2 separate regions of the Homo sapiens genome follow, and region 2 is linked to region 1. The links are chromatin loops, found by intact Hi-C in ENCODE. Cell type or tissue: heart right ventricle. All regions are shown on one strand. Links, peaks and the distances in the headings refer to the core of each region. The heading gives the core; the rest is flanking DNA.

Region 1 (17,052 bases), core at 8,096-10,595:
CAGTCCCATGGGATTAGGGCCCCACATTTTGCCTTATTATATAATCTCCTAAAGACCCCGGACAGAGTTATTTTAGGAGTTAGGGCTTCAATATATGAATTTTGGGAGAACACAATTCGATGCATAGTAATATCTTAACCTTTAGGAGACTGTGCTTGATTGGATATAGGGATGAAGTGGAAGAAAGTGAGAGGAGTCAAGGATAACACTGAGGTTTCTGACTTGAGCAGAATTGATAGTGCCATTTGTGGAGATTGGGATCATTGGAGGTAGAGAAGATTTTAAGGAGAAATGTCTGAACTTAATCTTAAAAATGTTTATTTTGAAGTATTTATGACATATAAAATGGAAATATCAAGTGGGAAGTTGGTTATTTGGGCCTGGAATTCAGAAAAAATATGTGGGGTACAGATGTTGATTTAGGATCCATTGGCCTAGAGATGGTATCTTAGTCTGTTCATGCTGCCATAAGAAAATATCATAGACTGGCTGGCTTATAATCAACAGAAATCTATTTCTTGCAGTTCTGGAGACTGGGAAGTCCAAGATCAAGGCACCAGCAGATTTGGTGTCTAGTGAGAGCCCGCCTCTTGGTTTGTAGACTGTGCCTTTTCACTGTAACCTCACATCATGGAAGGGGTAAAGGAGCTCTCTGAGGTTCCTTTTATAACAGATTAGTGCCATGAGTGCTCCACCATGATGACCTAATCACCTCCCTAAGTCCCCACATCTAAATAACATCACATTGGGGATTAGGTTTCAATATATAAATTTTGGGGGGACATAAACATTCAATCTAGCAGATAGCCATTAAGCCATGGGACTGGGTGAGAGTCCCTAGGGCAGTGGTTCTCAAACCTAAGTGCGCATCAAAATCACTTGGATAGTTTGTTAAAACACAGGTGGATTGGACCCGCCCCAGAGTTTCTAATACCGTTGTACTTTCAGAGGCAGTATGAACATTTTAAGGCTTTTGAAATATACTGGTAAATTTCTTTCTGGAGAGCTCATAGCAATTTATATTTTTACCAGCTGAATACAAGAAAGTCTATTCTCAGCGTACCCTTTCTTGCATTGAATACTGTAATTTTTTAAATATTAGAAGCAAAAAAAAAGATCTCATTGCAATTTTGTTTTGCACATCTTTTTTCTTATCAGTGTGATGGTGAACATTTTTTTCCCCCATCTAAAAATGCTGTTTGCACGTCCTTTGGTTTTTGGTAAGACTTCTCAGTTTTTACATATTTATATTTTAACACATTCATTTGGAAGACCCTTTAATACACCACTGTATTTTATAATAGGCATATTTTGGAGATAATTCCCACTGAATGTATCTAATGTGTATGAATCTTCACAATTAGGCAGGTCTATATATTTACCTTTGTGAATGTGATGAAAAAATACCCTACTACTATTATTCCAAGTTTAGTAACATAAAAATGTGGCCTATGGGCTGGGCGCGGTGGCTCACGCCTGTAATCACAGCACTTTGGGAGGCAGAGGTGGGTGGATCACCTGAGGTCAGGAGTTCGAGACCAGCCTGGCCCACATGGTGTAGCCCCGTCTCTACTAAAAATACAAAAAATTAGCTGGGCATGGTGGTGGGTGCCTGTAATCCCAGCTACTCGGGAGGCTGAGGCAGGAGAATCGCTTGAACCTGGGAGGCAGAGGTTGCAGTGAGCCGAGTTCGCGCCATTGCACTCCAGCCTGGGCAACAAGAGCAAAACTCTGTCTCAAAAAAAAAAAAAAAAATGTGGCCTATGTAGTGCCAGAGACGTTTCCTGGTGTATGTGGGGTAAACAAAAACAAGACATGGTCATTCTAATTGACCCTAGGCTGGCTGTTCTGTGGCCTTGTAAGGGGGTGGGGGCCCAGAGATTCTTCCTCTTTTTCTAAATGTAGAACACACTTGACTGGCTCTGGTAAACTGGACATGACCTAATGTTCCGTCTTACATGATCCCATTGCATGGGAAAGCCAGCCCAAACGCTTAGCCAGACAGCAGTGAAGCTACTGATGATAAAGCCAGATACTGCTGGGAGCTCAGCTGTCTTGTCTCTGTGGCTGTTTACTTTCTGACAGCCTTTTTTAGTCAACAAGGTTAGATGACTTGAACGTATGCCTCAAACACTTACAACTCTTCCCTGGCCTGCAGCATCCCTTGTTAATTTGTTGTAACATCTGCCTTGGCCCCTTGTCTTCACTACTTTTGGCATCTGACAATCTCAAAACAATGAAGCTGGGATTAGGTCTCGTTGGATAGCTGTGAAACAAATGTTCCCAGCATCATCAAATTGCAATTCTTTTCTTTCCTTTTTTTGAGACAGAGTCTCGCTGTGTTGTCCAGGCTGGAGTGCAATGGCGTGATCTCGGCTCACTGCAACCTCCTCCTCCCAGGTTCAAGTGATTCTCCTGCCTCAGCCTCCTGAGTAGCTGGGATTGCAGGCACGTGCCATCACACCCAGCTAATTTTTGTATTTTTAGTAGAGGTGGGGTTTCACTATGTTGTTCAGGCTGGTCTCCAACTCATGGCCTTGTGATCCGCCTGCCTCAGCCTCCCAAAGTGCTGGGATTACAGGCGTGAGCCACCGCGCCTGGCAATCAAATTGCATTTCTTAGTTAAGCACCCACCCTAGAGTTAGTTAATCATAGCTGGAGATATTTTCTGGCCGTTTGGTATAGCCAGCAGATTTTGCAGATAAAATGCACAGGGCATAATATGGCATCATAGCAAGGCCAACTGTCTTCACACCCAAAGGATATGGGATTTTACAATATATTTTCACTCTGAATGGAGGTTTTGGGATCCTCTGGCTCTTCTTATATCAGGTAAAGAGCAGAGTATGGTGGAATGGACTTGAACTCTGAGTTCAGACAGCTCATCTGGAGTTCAGACAGATCAGTCTTCTGAAAGTGACCTGGAGTCACTTTCTTCCTTTCTTAGAATTTGTTCCTTCATTTGTGAAGTGCAGTAATACATGTCTGACAGAGCTATTGTGAAAATGAGGAAACATGCAAAACATATTGCAGGTGCACAAATGTCAGTTCCCTTCCCTTATTGACGAGGAGTTGCCACCACTTTAATGAAAGGGATTTTTAGTGTGACTAGGACTCAAAAGGTAAGTTTTTCTTTAATGAATAGCCTGATTCTTGGACAATAATGGCTCAGCCACAAGAGCTTGAGTAATTGTTTTATAACTTAGACTTCCCTTGGCATGAGGACCCCACCCAGCCCATATGAAAATGAATACCATTAAGCAGCCAAATCTTTCTCCATTTTAATTGAATATTGTGTGTTGAGACCAAGATTCTCAATAAGTCCAAGGACTCTTGTATGTCATGTCCTTAGCATGATAATCTCCCCACTTCTTTTTACAGTCCATACTGATGGAAGAAGATGAGACAGGGAATGTTCCTATTTGGGGCTCCACTGAAAGCCTCTGGTGCAATTTCCTGTAAGGCCTCCACTTTCCCTTTGCTGGAAATTTTTAATAATTAAAGTAATATCATAATTAGAACTTCCAAAATCACAAATTAGAAGTGGCTGGGCTTTAGACCCCCTTGAGTCAAGGCAAGATAGAACAACTCAGCTTAGACATCTGATTGATTACCCATTACCCCCATTCAGTTATTAAAATGGGATCTCTAAGTCTATGAGCAACAAGACATGGTCAGCTTAGTCTCACTGCTATTTACAAGAAAAAAATCTTCCAAATTATTTATGGTTTAACTCTTTTGATCAATTCAGGTTACGTCCTCACACAACCTCCAAACTCTTTTAATTCAAACTTGATGGATGAATTGCTTGAATGTATTTTCCCATGGGTATACTAAATAGAGGTATTATTGTCAAAATTTATAGAAAATACAGTATAATTTTTATATTTTTTATAGTATAATTTTATAAAGTTAGTATGATTACTAACTTTATATAAAAAAAGAATTCCTTCTCTAGGAGGAATTCTCCGCCTTAACTAAATTGGTTATAAGATCCTGGAAAAGAAGGCAGGGATGCTTGGGAAGACCTCTGTCCCAGATTCTAGGGCAGTTACCAATAAGTTTTGTCACACTGGTTGCATCAGAAAATTCTCTAGTCTTCACTTTCTCAATATTAGGGAGTTGAGCAAAGTAATCTCCAGGAGTTCTCCTGTAAATGCAAATTACAGGAACTCATCTATTATATAAACCAAGGCCCAAATTTCTGTCTTGGAAATTCTGAATCTCTCCTTATGAAGTTGTTAGTGGAGTGAGGAATTTCCCAAACTCTATTTCTCATCATTTCTTAGTTTTACCATTAAGTGCCACTGGTAATAGACTTATAAATATTTATTATGACAACAGTAATTTAGCATTAAAGTCAAGGCATATGGAGAAAACAAAAGGTTCAAGTTAAAAGCATGCCTAAATATGTCTCATTTAATGAACTTAATAGACTTGCAGAAGTTTCCCACTAATGTAGTATTGTTTACAACTTATCTCCATAACGTCTATTGAGTTATGCCTTTCCCATTTGATTCAAACTTAGGCAAATTGACATTTGTGAGTACATTTTACTTCCAATCACACCTATCATAGTACATAACTCAAGTCCTAAATTTGAATTAATATTGCGTTAAAATTCCTTGCCTTCTTCTGATACGCTTAAGAAAGATGATGATACTACTCAACTACATTTTTGGACACTTAGGATAACTCTTACTATTTAAAAACAAAACTGAGAACTGAAATTCTACTAACCAGAAGAATTGACTGTAAAAGTGACTCGCCCAATTTGGTGGTCACCCTAGTTTTTAAAAATGAGGTTTGAATGGAAAATTGTAAAAGCAAAAGACTATTAATAATGGCAGGAGGTGGGTGTATGAACAGGTGTAGTAGATTATGGTGCAGATATGTGAAATTGCTGTAATTTTAAAGAACCACATCCCCATTTTTTTGTTACCTTCTTAACAAATGGTGGTTTTATGATTCAGAAAAAGATATGCTAAATATTGAGACGAGACTATCAGAATATTTTGCTTTCAAGAGGGTGGGAAGAGTTCAACTTAAAATGTTAGGACTCAAAAATAAAAATGAGTATTATTTGTTTGAATCTGAATTTTACTGCAGTGAAGGAGATTAAACATTTTCACAAGCATTTATAATGACCATGACCAGAAAGACCTGGCCATTGTGATTTCTTACCTGAGTTTCTGCACCAGCTTGCTAACTGGTTTCCCTGTTTCCAATATTGATTCTCTATTCTGCCAACAAATTGACCTTCTAAAACACAAATCTGATCATGACCTTCTTCTGTTAAAACACCTTTAGTGAATTCCCACTGCCTTCAGAACAAAATTCAAATCTTTAGCATGACATAAAGGGTTCTTCATCATCTGACATCTGCCCTTCTGTTTAGCCTTATCTGCCAGCATGCTTCCTCGCTTCAATATAACTTTTTTTTTTTTTGAGACGGAGTCTTACTCTGTTGCCCAGGCTGGAGGGCAATGGCGTGATCTCGGCTCACTGCAACCTCCTGGGTTCAAGCGAGTCTTGTGCCTTAGCCTCCCAAGTAGCTGAGACTACAGGCATTCACCACCATGCCTGGCTAATTTTTGTATTTTTTAGTAGAGACAAGGTTTCACTATGTTGCCCAGGCTGGTCTCAAACTTCTGACCTTAGGTGATCCGCCTGCCTTGGCCTCCCAAAGTGCTGGGATTACAGGCGTGAGTCATTGTGCCAGCCCAATATAAGTTCTTGGTCATGCTGAACCAATTTTACTTCCCCATACTCACCTCGCTTTGTCATCACACTTTCATAACTCTGCAGATACTGCCCCTCTTTCTTGGACTGACTTTCCTCACTTCATGTGGGAAACTCTTATTCATCCTTTACTCAGCGACCATCTCCTTTCTTGATTTGTACCCACTCCTCCGGTTTGGTGTTAGCCCATTATGCCTGTTGCGTATTCTGATGCATACACCATTGCATACTTCGTCTTACTCTAAATCTTAACTTCTTCACTGCTCTGTAATGCAATTGTCTGTCTTTCTCTAGACTGAGACCTTCTAGAGGAAAGATCTGCGTCTTCTTTATCTTTTTCCCTCAGCACTTATTATAATGCCTGGCACGCAGTAGGCATTCTGTAAATGTATGCTAAAATAATCAATGCATAAATAGTCCAGAAAAGTTCAACATGGACTAACTTTAAAATGAGATTAATTATGACAATTGTTAGTTCAAATTTTTTTAATTAAAAAATTCTTTACTATTAAATCAAGCCAATTTAAGCTTTCTGGGATGATATACAGAGACACACTACACAGCACAATGGTATAGCAGAAAAGAAATTATTTACAAGGATTGTTTAGAGTAAAATCAAATCTCTATTTTAACAAATATATGAGATAAACTATATCTTTATGATTATTTTTTGCTGTAAATGTATTCATACCAGGACAATTGTCACATTTAAAATTCTCTAAATAATTTTGGCACAGGTGAAATCTTCTAACGTTGTTAAGTCCCTAAGCTCTTTTTCTTTCTTTTCTTTTTTTTTGGAGACAGAGTTTTTGCTCTTGTTGCCCAGGCTGGAGTGCAATGGTGCAATCCCGGCTCACCACAACCTCCACCTCCTGGGTTCAAGCGATTCTCCTGCCTCAGCCTCCTGAGTAGCTGGGATTACAGGCATGCGCCTCCACGCCCGGCTAATTTTGTATTTTTAGTTGAGACGGGGTTTCTCCATGTTGGTCAGGCTGGTCTTGAACTCCCAAACTCAGGTGATCTGCCCACCTCAGCCTCCCAAAGTGGTAGGATTACAGGCGTGAGCCACTGCACCTGGCGTTTTCTTTTCTTTTTTTAGACAGGGTCTCTGTCACCCAGGCTGGAGTGCCATGGCATGATTACTGCTCACTGGGGGCTCAACCTGCTGGTCTGAAGCAATCCTCCCATCTCAGCCTCCTGAGTAGCTGGGACTACAGGCACACATCACCATGACCAGTTAATTTTTTACAAATTTTTTTGTAGACACAGGGTTTCCCTGTGTTGCCCAGGCTGGCAACTAGAACTCCTGGGCTCAAGCAATCCTCCTGCCTGAGCCTTCCAAAGTTCTGGGATTACCAGGGTGAGACACTGCATCCAGCCCCTGAGCTCTTTCGACAGGCTGATTGTTTTGTGTCAGCCTCTTCTCCAGCCGCCTCAGCCCATTCTCTTCAGAATGACTTGCTACCGGCCCTGGCTTCACAGCTACTTTTATTATACTTCCCCCTCACTTTAACTCTAGATGAAAGTTTAATGCTCCAACCTTTCTAGCCAACTGTGCTCTGCAGAAACCAGGCAGCTTTTCTGACACAAAGACTTAGAGTCCTTGCTCCAAAGAGGGCCCTGTACAATTTTCCTGGTGCTTATTGACAAATAAGAGGAACCAGATAGTGTCAATTTTGCGCATTCTTCTTCTTATTACTAAAATTGCCTATAGTGGCCAGTGTTTTAAAGTCTCCAAAGTATGTCTCAGATGCTCATCTAAACACTGGATGGCAAAGAGGTCACCACCCGTGTCAGGCTTATTGGCAAACAAATGGTGCTTGCACAGTGTCCAGTTCAAGGTGCCAGCTCCGAAAAGGCACACTGAGCGCACATGGGCCCTACTGCAGGTGGGTAAAGAGTGCTTCAAAGTGCTGCCACCTGACAAACCTAGAAGCTGCATGCATGTCAGAAGAGTCATACTTACGGCTTAAGGAGAGTGAGCTGGGGACTTCGGGAATCCTTTGAACAGTGGCCTAGAGATACTTGCTGTATGTGTCTTGGGCCTACTCCATAAACTTTTAAATTTTTTTCATTCTCTAGCATATACCCCACGTCCTCCCTACTGACCACAAAATAGGCACTGCCTGAAAAAAGAGATGTTTCGAGTGGAGGACACATTTTGACAGTCCCCATGTTTGTCAGCTTTCCACTAATAACTGCATGCCCTCTTTTCCACTTTTCTTCCTTATTGACTAGCATCGTCTCAGTTTCCAGGTTGTTTCCACCCATTAATGACTTGAGCTTCCTGAAAATTTCCAGGTTGGTTTGAATAGCAAAATCCATACCATAAAGATTCATCAAGTACCCTAGTCTGTACTCATTGTGTAGAGGTCCTTCATGCAGTTGAGGTCAGCCTGAACCACTCCACAGGAATGCAAAAACCACACCCTCAGCCCCTCAAGGCTTCTGTCAGGCAGAAGCAGCACAGTAGGGCACCTTCTTGCACCTCCAGGGCCAGACTTTCACTCCAGCACTTTCTCTCCATGCAGAGTAAAGCACGGGTACGGTAATGGGTGCCAGATGTCACCTGGAATCAGAACACTAAATGATCCAGACTTTCCTTAATTCTAAATGTGCTGTTCTTTATTTTAATATACCTTTGCACTTCTGATACATGCAAACTGACAACCTTCAAGGCCATGAAGGAGGAACATCTGTTGGTGCTTGAAGCCTAGAAGACTGCCCTTAACAACAACAACAGAAGTCCCTGATTGTTGTTTGAAATGCTGAGGAAGTTGCTGTGGAGGAGACTTTTTTTCTTTTTTCTTTCTTTTTTTTTTTTTTGAGACGAAGTCTCACTCTGTCGTCCAGGCTGGAGTGCAGCGGCGCGATCTTGGCTCACTGCAACCTCTGCCTCTCTGGTTCAAGCGCCACGCTTGGCTAATTTTTGTGTTTTTAGTAGAGACGGGGTTTCACTATGTTGACCATGCTGGTCTCGAACTTCTGACCTCAGGTGATCCACTTGCCTCAGCCTCCCCAAATGTTGGGATGACAGGTGTGAGCCACCGTGCTCGGCCAGGATAGATTTTATTTTCTAAGCTCCGGAGCTTTTGATATGCCTTTGGAGAAGTTCACACCAATTCCAAACAGGTTAAAAATGTTATACAAAGTTAGTGCATGTAATAAGTTCTAAATAAATTTGAATGTTATATAAGGTTCAATATATGTAATATTGTATTGAACAATACAATTAGAAGTAGATGATTTTTATTTATAGGAAATCATTTTACTGCATTGATTATTGTAGATTTATCTAGGAGAATGTTGGCAAAGGTCACATTAGTAACTGAAATCTAAAAGACTCCAAAGCCTAAATTAAGATAATGACTTACGTTTTCTTATTGCAACTTTTTGATCAAACCGGTTGCAATGCTTCTCTTCCTGTTCTTCCTGCCCTCTGGTGGAGGTGCTAACCATCAGGCCAGGAGATAAGCAAGAGCCATAAAAGAGAATAGTGAAAAAGATCAAGGTAAGCCTAAATGGCAAGCCACTCCTGAATAATTGAAGAGCCACTGTTTACCTAGAACAAACCTCTGTTCCTTGTTTTTTCCAACGTTAAATAGGGACAACAATATTTACCATAATTCCCAATATTTACTATTATTCCCAAGCTGGTACCTTTCCATAGGTACTGCTTTCTACCTTTGGTCTTGCAGACCTGGCTAATTCCCACACAAAGGAAACCATTCTCCTACTGTGGCCTCTTCTATGCCTGGAAAAGACTGCAGGTTGGTACAGTATAAAAAGCAGTGGACTCCATCGTGTTGGGTGTTTAGGTCGCCATTCCATCACTTGACTCTTCAGAGTCCTTTCGATCCTATTCCTTAGATCAACAATGTACTTTTATTTTGTGACAAATCCTTCCTAAGCTGGAACTTGGCATAGGAAGCTTTGTTTCATTGAAGGAGATAATGAATTTGAAAGAATACTACAATTTTATTGGGTTTGTATATGATTTAATGCATTAATGACATTTATTTTATTTATGTTGTTAATTGCTAAATAATAGCAATCTTAAATATTTCTGAAACGCCTTTTATCTTGATCCTGAAAGATAGTTGCTATAGCATTAAAATACACTTAGTTAAGAAAAAAAAAAAAAGCAGTGGACCAGGAAGTGAGGGTTCTGTTTCCAGCTCTGGCTCTTGCTAGTGGCTTGGATGCCCTTGGGTAAGTCTCTTAACCTCCCTGAGACTGGGTTTCTTCATCTGTAAGTTAAGAATTATGATATTAATGGGTCTATTGTGAGGTTCAAATGAAGTAATGGTAGTTAAAGTGCTTTGTAAACAATAAAGCACCCTACAGAACTAGGTAATATTAATGCAGTGTTGACAACTCTTCTCTGAATCAACATTTAACTTGACTTGGTTGTCTGTGTACTTTAAAATGAGAAATAATGGTTTATCCTTTTAATCTTTAGCAAATAAACGAAGCCTTTGGTCTCGGATCCATAGAAAAAGCAAATTCTATGTCCTGATGTGATCCAAGTCTGTGTGTGGACTCTCTAGATCCTGCTTCATTTTTGTTTTAATTATAGCATTGAAAGAGTGGAAGGTTTAAAATTACACCTTTCAGAACTACTCATTATTTAGTGACTCTACATTTCAAATAGATTGCTCATGTCTTTAAAATATATGATCGGGTTCTTTTATTGTTACCTTGGCCTAACTATACGTTTATTGACATAGTGATGATAATGGTTTTTAGTTTTTGTTTTTAACATTTCCTTGAAGCTGTGATAATTTAGAAGATTTAAATATTTAGACATATTAAATGTTTAAGTTGCTTACACATTTTATTCTGTGTGGCTGAGGATGATTGCGAAATACATAGAATTATGTAACTAGAAGAGTTGAGAGTTCTGCACTTCTTTCTCTGCTACACACACAGTCTCTCATCCCTCTTCCCATCCCACTTTCTTAGGATATACTAGAAGAAAAACAAAAAAGGTGCTTATCTGAAAAAGATAAAACTGTCAAAGGTACCTGGTCCAAGTCACCATTATTCTTGGCTAGGTATTTACAATAGCCTCCTATCTGGTTTTCCCACTTCAATCTGTTCTTAAAATAGCAACCAGTGGGCACGGTGGCTCACACCTGAAATCCCAGCACTTTGGGAGGCTGAGGTGGGAGGATCGCTTGAGTCCAGGAGTTTGAGACCAGTCTGGGCAACAAAGCAAGACCGTGTCTCTACAAGAGAAAAAAAAATTAGCTGACTGTGATGGTGTGTGCCTGTAATACCAGCTACTTGGGAGGCTGAGGTGGGAGGATTGCTTGAGCCTGGGAGGTTGAGGCTGCAGTGAGCCAAGACTACCCTACTGCACTCAGCCTGGGCAACAGAGTAAGACCCTGTCTCAAAAAAATACATCTATATCTATATAAATACAGGTATAGATATATCATTCATAGATAGATAGTTACATAGATAGATAGATGAATAGATTCAGCCAGAATGATAAAATCCATGTCAGATAATGTCACTTATCTGCTCAAAAACCTCCGAAGGCCTTTACTCCTCTGTCTTCTTTTCCTCCCCACTCCTGACTCCCTCAGCACAGCCATACTGGCCTCCTTGACCGCACCAGGGCCATGTCAGCCTCAGAGCCTTGCTGTGAAATGCTCTTTCCTCAGATACTTGAATAAGTAGCTTATTCACCTCCTTCAGGTCTAATTATCTCCCCAGTGGTCTTCTCTGTCCCATCTGTTAAAACGGCAGCTCTCACCCCACCTTTTATCCCTTCCTCTATAGTGCTTATCACCATCTGACACACAATATGTTTACTTACTTCTTTTGTTTATTGTCTGTCTGCCTTTCTAGAATGTAAGGCCATGAGGGCAAGGGTCTTGTCTGTTTTGTTAACTGCTGTATCCTCAACACCCCGAAGAGTTCCTGGCTTGTAGCAAGTGCTCCATAAATGTTAGCTGAATGAATGAATGAAACAAAGATAAGTCGTGGTCTTATTTGATTTGCAACACTATAAAAATTGTGAAATTTTCATCAAAACAAAAAAACGCTATGAACTTTTTGATATCTTCCAATAATGAGACCTATTATAACATCCAAGGCATTAGTGTCCTTCTCTTTCATATCCTCCCCCTCCCAAACATTTTGACCATTCTATGTTTCTAGAATTGAGATCTATTTTAATCCATTACTGTTCTTTTAAGTATAATTGTGTAAACCACTCACAATTTGTCACGAAAGGAGGAAAGAATTGAATAATAATGAAATACTTGTTGTTCGTTTTTCTTTGACACTTTAATCTCTTGATGATGTTAGTTTTGGCCATTCATTTTCTGACTTCTCTTTCTCCCCCATCTCCAAAATATACATATTACCAAAGGATCTTGCTTGGATTTCTTATCTTGCTTTGCATGTTCTCTGTTAGAAGTCGTATCAACTGTTATGGCTTCCGTTGTCTCCTTGTCTTAGATTATGCTCATATTTATAAGCCTAATTTTGACATTTCTTATTGGCCCTAATTTTATGTTTCCCTTGCTGGGCCATCTTTCAAGTTCTCAAACCTTTTATGTCTAAACCAACCGGGCACAGTGGTTCACGCCTATAATCCCAGCGCTTTGGGAGAATCATTTGAGCTCAGGAGTTCAAGACCAGCCTGGGCAATAAAGGGAGACCCCGTCTCTACAAAAAATTGAAAAATTAGCTGGGCGTGGTGGTGTGTGCCTGTGGTCTCAGCTACTTGGGAGGCTGAGGTGGGAGGGTCACTTGAGTCCAGGAGGTTGAGGCTGCAGTGAGCTGTGATCATGCCACGACACTCAAGACTGGGAGATAGACTGAGACCTTGTCTCAAAAACAACAACAAAAAACTGGCTCCTGTTCCAGTAATTCGTTTCTGTTAATGACCCTGCTTACTTCTAAATTTGGAAATGTTTTTAAGGCTTGTAATCTTTTATGAGTTTCTTCATATTGTCAAGCCTTGTTGCTTATACTTCTCGAATATCAGCTGATTCATTTCCTTTTTTGCTTTCATTAGATTTGGGACGGGGCCTGAGATTCTGTATTTCTAATATGTTTCTGTATCAAGCTAATGTTTCTGGTCCATTGACTACACTTGGAGTAGCAAGGTCCTGCTCTAAGATAATGATGTCCATCTGAACCTAGTCTTCCACTTTCTATTCCATAGCTATATCTAAGAAAGACTCAATTCTTTCAAGAATAGAGATCTGATATTGCTCAGTCTTGTTTTTTTCTATGTCACAAAAGATTTGGAAAGTTATAGACAGAAGATGAAACACTCAAATCAGCCATAATGGTCAATTCAGAATCAATCATGAACAGTTTGATGTGTATCCTTTTACTCCTTTCTTTATTTGAGTGAAAATACACATTCATGTTGTATCTGTATTTTTAAAACCAAAAAGGATCCTTTATCTTCTTTAAATTACCTAATGTATAAATTTGCTTTCTAAGTTTGTTGACTCCCCCATCTTATAAAGTAAAATCTACCTTTTCTTTCTTTCTTTTTTTTTTTTTAAAGAGAGGGTCTCACTCTGTTTCCCAGGCTGGTGTGCAATGGTGCAATCATGGTTCACTGCAGCCTCAACCTCCCAGGCTCAAGCAATTCCCCACCTCAGCCTCCTGAGTAGCTTGAGACTACATGTGTATATCAGCACGCCCAGCTAATATTTATTTATTTATTTATTTATTTATTTATTTATTGAGACCAAGTCTCGCACTGTCATCTGCACTGGAGTGAAGTGGCCCGTGATCTTGGCTCACTGCAACCTCCGTCTCCTGGGTTCGAGCGATTCTCCTGCCTCAGCCTCCTGGGTAGCTGGGATTACAGGCACGCCCCACCACACCCTGCTAATTTTTGTATTTTTAGTAGAGACGAGGTTTCACCATGTTGGCCAGGATGGTCTCAATCTCTTGACCTCATGATCTGCCCACTTTGGCCTCCCAAAGTGCTGGGATTACAGGCATGAGCCACCGCGCCCAGCCAATTTTTGTATTTTGTAAAATATATAATTTTTGTATATTTTAGAGTTTCGCCATGTTGCCCAGGCTGTCTTGAACTCCTGAGCTCAAGCCTGCCTCAGCCTCCCAATGTGCTAGGATTTCAGGCATGAACCACTATGTCCGGCCAAAATTTGCCTTTTCTATAGAATAAAAACACCCAATGCTGTTTTTTTCTCAACCTCTTTAGCTGCTTTTGGGGACTTGGTGCAGCCAAGCAGATGAATCCTCTGTTGACTTTGGTTCGGGGCTGGTGACTCAGAGCATCAGGGATGATGCAGAATCCGCTCTGGCCAGGGCCACAGCAGCAATAGCAGCTGCATCTGGTTCCCAGTGGCAGCAGACACAGCTGTTCTGAGGCAATATGCAGGGTCCAGCTCCCAAAGACTTGGCAGTGCAAGCCATGGGGTCAGTGCTTGGCAGCTGGAGTGGTGACTTCATGGACCAGCTCTGCAGAAGGCTTTGGGTATGGTTCTTGCCTGGATAGTTCTCTTCCCACCTTTGTTTCTTAAATTAGCTTCAAAGTTGACTTCATACACAGGTAACAAATACTAATGATATTAACAATAACTGACTCTTAGGTAGTGCTTACTATGTGCCGGGCAAATTTCTAAGGACTTTATGTGTATTAACTCATTTAATCTTTTACAAAACTCTAATGAGTTACGGACTGGTGTTATCCCCATTTTATAGACAAAACAGTTACAGGGAGGTTAGGTTACTTGTCCAAGGTCCAATGACTATAACTGGTAGCTCTGAAACTCAAACCTAGTCAGTCTGATCTAGTTCTTAAGAGCCTTGACTGATACGCGTACTGTTTTGCAACCTAATTTTTTCATGTAACAAAATTTCTTGAGCATTTCCATGTCATTAAATATTTATTTAAGCATTTAAAGTAGCTGTGTAATGTTCAATTATAAGGATGATTCATGTTTTATTTACACAACTCTCTACTGTAGAACATCAAGGAAATCCTGGTGGCTAAACTTTTTTTTTTTTTGAGATGGAGTCTTGCTCTGTCGCTCAGGCTGGAGTGCAATGGTGTGATTTCAGCTCACTGCAACCTCTGCTTCCCGGATTCAAGCAAGTCTTCTGCCACAGCCTCCCGAGTAGCTGAGACTACAGGTGCATGCCACCACACCCGGCTAACTTTTGTACTTTTAGTAGTGATAGGGTTTTGCCATTTTGGGCAGGCTGGTCTTGAACTCCTGGCCTCAAGCGATCCACCCACCTCGGCCTCCAAGTTGTTTTGTTTGTTTTTAATATCCATGAGTTTTTCCTTGGGATAAAGTCTTCAAAGTGGAATGCTAGGTCACGGTGTATTCAAATCGCCTTCCTGAAAGTTTATTCCAATTTACACACCCAGCCACGGAGGGAAACATCCTGTTTTCCTGAGTCCTTATTGACATTGAATGTTAACATTAAATTGTTTTCCTTTGTGGCACTGAAAATGATACATAGTTTTCTTTAAACTTGAAATTATTTAAACATTTAAACATACGTTTATTGGTTATTTGTTCAAAGTTATTTTATGAATTGCCTTTTCCATCACCTATAGAATAAAGCTGAAACTACTTCAGTTCAAAGCTCTTCCAACTCTGACTCAAACTACTTTTCTAACTAATTCTCCTACAGTTTCTAAACATTCATTTGGGACACTCAAGGGGATTATTTTGTTTTCGATTGGACCATATGAATATATATTTTTCTAGGCCAAAAAATTGTTGACTATTGATAGTTTGATATGGTGAAAACTTATAAATCTCCAAAACCTTTGCTGTGACACTACAGTACTTTCCACAAATGCCTGTTGCCCGTCTCTGCTTGGTGAAATCCTGCTAGTTCTTTACAAGGTGGAGTTCATGAATCAGGTCCTCTCCCTCCAATTCCCTTGCCACCCCTCTCCAGGTTCTCCTCTCACCCCCAGCTTAGGCAACTGTAGATCATTTCTTTTCACAATTTCAACTCTCATTCTTTCCTCTCACAGCTGTGGAATGATCTCAGGGTATTGCAGCTGAATAACAAGTTTTCATTTGCCTAGCAGAGGGTGAGCCCTCTGTTGCTCTTCTCTGGCAGAGGCTGTCTTATTTATTTTGGCAGCCTCAGAGACAAGCAAAGTTCCCGGCTTATAGTGGGTGCACAAAAATATCTGTTGAATTGAAGAACTAGTAACTTTAGGGACGAGGAAGTGCCTTATTAGTGCAATACTACTTGCAGTTTCCTTCCATGTTAAATAGGAAGAGCATGTGTAACACCTTCTAATATCTTCTAATTTGGTTGCTTGGTATTTTGTTTGGAATTGGTCCTCCTTATTTTGAATCCTGCATCTTTCTAATTCATCTTTTCCTGTATTTTCAGATGTTGTAATTATATTGCAGTTCAACAGAATTATTTTATTCCATGGTACAATTCCCAAGAGCAAAACAGCACAATTCTCTAACTGGCTAAATAACAAATCAGCATACTTTCCAAGGACTATATTCTGTGTTTTTTCCTTTTAATCAAATCCATCTTTTCTGTCAGTTGGACTTTCAGGAGCTTTTAGTGACTTCTGGGGAATACCAGTGCTATAGACAGTGTAGCTTCAGGAAACATTAAAAGTAAAAATATTTTAAAAAATTCATTCAAAACATTTAAAAGGAATCTTACTGAGACAGTCTTCTGTTTATATAAGGGATACACTGCACAATTAACTTAAGGTATACTTACAGGAAGAAAATCATGAAATTATAGAACTTTAAAGCTAGAAGAGACCCCCAAAGCGTTTCAGTATGTGCTCTTTGGTGAAAAAATACCAAATAGGAGTTGGGGAGAGAATAGTTTGAGCTTAACTTTGGCTCCATATTCCCTCTCCAGTTAATTTGAGTGAAGTTCCAACTCTTGCTCATCTTTTCTACCTGCATATCCTGCCCTAGTCATTCCTGGAATGAGTTCAGGTAGAAGCAGCTGCAATGCCAGGCCTCTTTTGTGTTTATATTCGGGGAGACTGGGCGTTGCTTTATGTATTCTTCATCCCCTCTTTTCCCCTAGACATTTTGCCAGCTCTGGCCTTTTCTTTCCTGCTTGCCCATTAGGCAAGAATGTGCTCAGTATTTTGCCTTTTCTAAGTGGGCTTCTCTAACTAGGAAACTAGTTCAATGAACAGGTCCAAAGAGCCAGAAGAACTGCGTAAGATTTTGTAAAATGTGAATGGGGTATTATAATTTAAAAGACAGATTATAACAAGTGTTGATGAGAATGTGGAGAAACTGGAACCCTCATACACTGCTGGTGGGTTGAAAAATGGTGCAG
Region 2 (4,498 bases), core at 1,238-3,737, 80 kb before region 1:
CCTGGCTTTTCTGACATCTCTGGTTCTCCTCCCTCCTCCTTGACCACACCTTCTCAGGAACAATCACTAGTATATCCTTCTTTTGGCTGTTATTTTAAGACTGATGTTCTTCAACCTAAAGCTGGTCACTCTATAAGTTTGTTGGAATAAGCTCATTCACTCCCATGCTGTCGACTATCTCCTACATGCTTATATTATGATGCCTACATCTTTAACTCCGTCCTGTCAGAAATCTTGAGCTCTACATTTCTACTGGATGTCTCAGAGGCACCGCAGTTTTAACATGTTGAAAATTAAATTTATCCTCTTCTCCCCCTGAAACTTCCTCCTACAATGTTGTTTGGTCTCCTCTACTTGTTTCTCCTCCCTCACTCCTTACTCTACCAAATGGTATTCTCTAGCTTGGGTGACAGATACCAAGCTAGATATTTTGCGAGTCATAACACTATACTCTTTTCTTCTTTACTACCTACATCTAATGAATCATTGAGACTCCTTTCTTAATTCTTATCAGATGTGTTGTATACACTCTATTTCCCCATCTCAGTTCACTTCAGGCCCTCACATCTCACTTCTTATATTTCAACAGCTTCCAAAATGCCACCCTTCATACTGCTATCAGATTCAACTTTGTAAAACACAAATGACTGTTTACCTTTCTTAAAAGACTCAGTAGTGCTCCAGAAACCCAGACTAATGATTCTCACCTTTTCTACCAGAACCTATCTAAGTAAGTGAAGGTTCAGAGTACAACTCAAGGAGCAGGCTGGAGAAGGTGAGATGGGGGAATGACGCTGGAGTGGACCAGCATGTCTATTTTCTTAACACCTCCCTACTTTCTCCATGTCTCTAGGAGTTACAATGCAGACTGTCCAGAATTGCTATTATCGGTCTGTAGAATAAAATCTAAGTATAGCATAGATGTAAGATCCTTCACAAAAAGACCTCTACCTAACTTTCCCAGCATTACCTTTATCATTTACCATGTATTAGCTCACTGGTTCTCAAAGTATGGTCCAGGACCACCTCCCCAACCCCCAGCCATCAGAGGGAGTCTGTGTGGAGTTAAAACCTAGGTCTGTCAAACATGAATGTGCACCACCCTACTTTATACATTTATCTCTCATTTTGTAAATATTAAAAGTAGAGATAATTGAGATCAAATTCTGGATCAGCCACAAATTAGCTATTTGCTAATTTATTAGCAAAATTAGCATGTTTTCAACATGCAAATAACCATCTAGGCAACATAGTTCTGCACAGTCTGGGTACCTTAGCTGTCTCCTCTTTAACAGTATGGGGCACAACCAAGGCCAGGAATAGACACTCATAGAATAGTAATGACAGGTGGAAAATTTCTATCCTCAATAGTAATCAAGAAATTCAAGTTAAAACAAGATATCAGTTTTCAACCATCAAATAAAGATCAAGAAAATTATAATATGAACACTCATACATTATGACAGTTGTATAAACTGACAAAACTTTTTCAAGTTTATGAACATGTATTAAATGTTTATATACGTCTACCTAGTACTCCTGGGAAGCTATCTTATGCAACAGTGAAAAATGTCAGTTTCAGCAAAAATGTTAATCACAGAATTACTATATGTAACAGCAGAAAGTAGAATGACCTAAATACTCAAACATAAAGAAACAAAATTAAGATATAAGATAGTTACCAAGTAGTAGGCCGGCTACGGTGGCTCACACCTGTAACCCCAGCACTTTGAGGCTGAGGCAGGTGGATTGCTTGAGCCCAGGAGTTTGAGACCAGCCTGGGCAACATGGGGAAACCCTGTCTCTACAAAAAATACAAAAATCAGCAGGGCTTGGTGGGGTGGGCCCATAGCCCCAGCTACTCTGGAGGCTGAAGTGGGAGGATCACCTGAGCCCAGGGAGACCGACGCTGCCGTGAGCCAGGATCGCAACCATGCACTCCAGCCTGGGTGACAGAGTGAGACCCTGTCTCAAAAACAGAACAAAACAACAAAACAAAACAAAACCAAAAAATATTAACAGAGGTAGCCTTTAAATGACAGGACTGTAGGACAGCTGGATAGAGCGAAAAGAGCATCATCACCAGTCAGGCAAGTGGAGTGTTCATTTGAACTGTGGTCTAAGTGTAAGGCATTATTATTATTCTATTAATTTCCAAATTTGGAATAAACATTATTTTATGATGGAACAGTTATATCAGCTACATTATCTCTAAGGCTCAGTCATAAAATGTTAAGAATTTAAAATGCATTTTTAATCGACATCAGAATTTAAAAATAATAGAATCTATAAGCTAATCTTTTTTTTCTCTTTCCATGCCAGGAGAACATAGTTCCTCTCCAGCCTTCCAGTCAGGGGAAAAAGCAGCACCAACTACCGGCTGTCTTAATTACAGCTATTGCTTATCAAGTCAGGAAATTAAAAAAAAAAAAAGCCCTATAAAAGAATAGCCTTAGTCATCAAATCTCTAATGTAGAATCACCTAGCTATACCTAGGTATCATGGAAGAAAAAGGAAACTCATTTACTCTTGGAGAAATGAACTCTCGGTGGCTCATGCCTGTAATCCTAGCACTTTGGGAGGCTGAGGCGGGCAGATCACAAAGTCAGTCAGATGAAAGTTCAAGACCAGTCTGGCCAATATGGTGAAATCCCATCTCTACTAAAAATACAAAAATTAGCCAGGCGTGGTGGCATGCGCCTGTAATCTCAGCTACTCAGGAGGCTGAGGCAGGAGAATCGCTTGAACCTGGGAGGTGGAGGATGCAGTGAGCCGAGATTGAGCCACTGCACTCCAACCTGGGCGACACAGCGAGGTGTTACATCTCAAAAAAAAAAGAAAGAAAGAAAGAAAGAAAGAAATGAACTCTCCAATAGGAATCCCTGACTCATCCCCAAAGCATGAACCCTAAGGCCACTTCTCCAGTACAGGAGTTCAGAGGCTGGGCAACCTGTCCTGATGGCCCGCATCACCAAACAATGCTCCTTCCTGACGGTATATGCCTAGGGATAACAAGGTGACTAGCATGCAAACAAGAAATGACCAGGGACCACACCATCTCTTCTTCCATAACCAAAGTAAGACGGTAAAAAACTAGTTTTAGGCCGGGCATGGTGGCTCACGCCTGTAATCCCAGCACTTTGGGAGGCCAAAGCAGATGGATCACTTGAGATGAGGAGTTCGAGAGCAGCCTGCAAATATGGCGAAACCCCATCTCTACTAAAAATACAAAATTAGCAGGGCGTGGTAGCTTGCGCCTGTAGTCCCGGCTACTTCGGACAAAAATTAGCCGGGCGTGGTGGCACGTGCCTATAATCTCAGCTACTCAGGAGGCTGAGGCAGGAGCATCGCTTGAATCTGGGAGGCAGAGGTTGCAGTGAGCTGAGATTGCGCCGCTGCACTCCAGCCGGGGCGACAGAGCGTAGAGCGAGACTCCGTCTCAAAAAAAAAACCAACCAACCAACCAACCAAACAACAAAACCCAAAAAAACTAGTTTTAAACATCTTAAATATTCAAAGTATTTTCTTCTACTTTTGCTAGAAAGTAGTAAAAAAGGGACTCCATCCAATTGCTGTAAATGACACCATTCAAAAGATACCAAGACAATAAAAACTCTCAATAGTAAAAAGGGAAAATGCCGTTTTCCTTAACCCTTTCAGATCAAAAAGTAATTTTTCAAAAATACATAGGCTAAATATCAAGAGCAAATGTTTAAATATAAGCAATATTTTTATTTTTAATAAGGAATAAGTTAGATTATTTAACTTATATTTTCAATCTTCAAAAGATACTGAGAAAACTTTACTTCCGTCCTCTATTATTGGTCTGGGGAGGCGGGAATCACAAAGCTCAACGATGCTAGTATAATACTGTGTATGGTCAAGGGCCTATTTTATAAGCTGTTAAAAATTTAACGCTAAAGCTTTACTAGACCAGTCTCTTTAAAACGTGAAAAAGTATTCACTACTAAGTCATATCACCTCCACCATAAAAACTACTGTACTTTTTAAACAAAAAATAAAAACTAGCCAATGTTTGCTGCCCATTCATTTTACAGGCATTAACTGTGTATCCTTCTCATAATCAGATTTCAGAATTAAGTGATTATTCTTCGAGGTGTACCTTACCCAAGATAAAAATTTTCCCCAGCTTATTTCCCATTCCCAACCCCCGCCAAGACTAAGGAGCAACCACTTCCCAAAGTCCCACTTCCTTTTTCATTCCCCAGACCTACAGGGTTTCCAACGCCCCAGTCTTGCGCAATATCCGTAGGAGCAGCAGCCGCAACCACCGCCTCCTAAGCCGGGAAACAACCCTAGAGGGAACATTGTCCAGCAGAAAAATAAAAAGGGCGGGGGTTGGGGGGGTGGGTAACGTAGGAAGTCGACTTCTGGTCTCACGCCTTCGGATCTGACCCCCTCACAGTGTGCTAAAGCAATAGTGTATCTAGAGCAATTTCATGAACAAGACTTTTAACCTTCACCTCCTCTCAAGACT

The links. Peaks named below come from ENCODE experiments on the same cell type or tissue, not always from the same donor. Only the 100,000 strongest peaks of a DNase experiment are listed, where the experiment ranks them.
Region 2: a loop joins it to region 1, with 2.1 times the contacts of the local background. A loop is called at or near these places in 24 of 110 quality-filtered maps.

The regions. Positions count from the first base shown.
Region 1 is chr7:77,452,550-77,469,601 of GRCh38, reverse strand. It overlaps the pseudogene GCNT1P5. Among named protein-coding and RNA genes, the nearest start is that of GSAP, 45 kb to the right of the region's middle. RefSeq lists a silencer at 5,714-5,793. In heart right ventricle, for the core only: a CTCF peak has its summit at 9,176 (motif pointing left); no DNase peak of the experiment used is centred there.
Region 2 is chr7:77,538,583-77,543,080 of GRCh38, reverse strand. The region is part of intron 1 of PTPN12 (protein tyrosine phosphatase non-receptor type 12); the gene reads right to left. Among named protein-coding and RNA genes, the nearest start is that of PTPN12, 3.5 kb to the right of the region's middle. RefSeq lists an enhancer at 2,532-3,113. In heart right ventricle, for the core only: CTCF peaks have their summits at 2,209 and 2,414; no DNase peak of the experiment used is centred there; H3K4me3 peaks cover 1,924 bases; H3K27ac peaks cover 2,151 bases.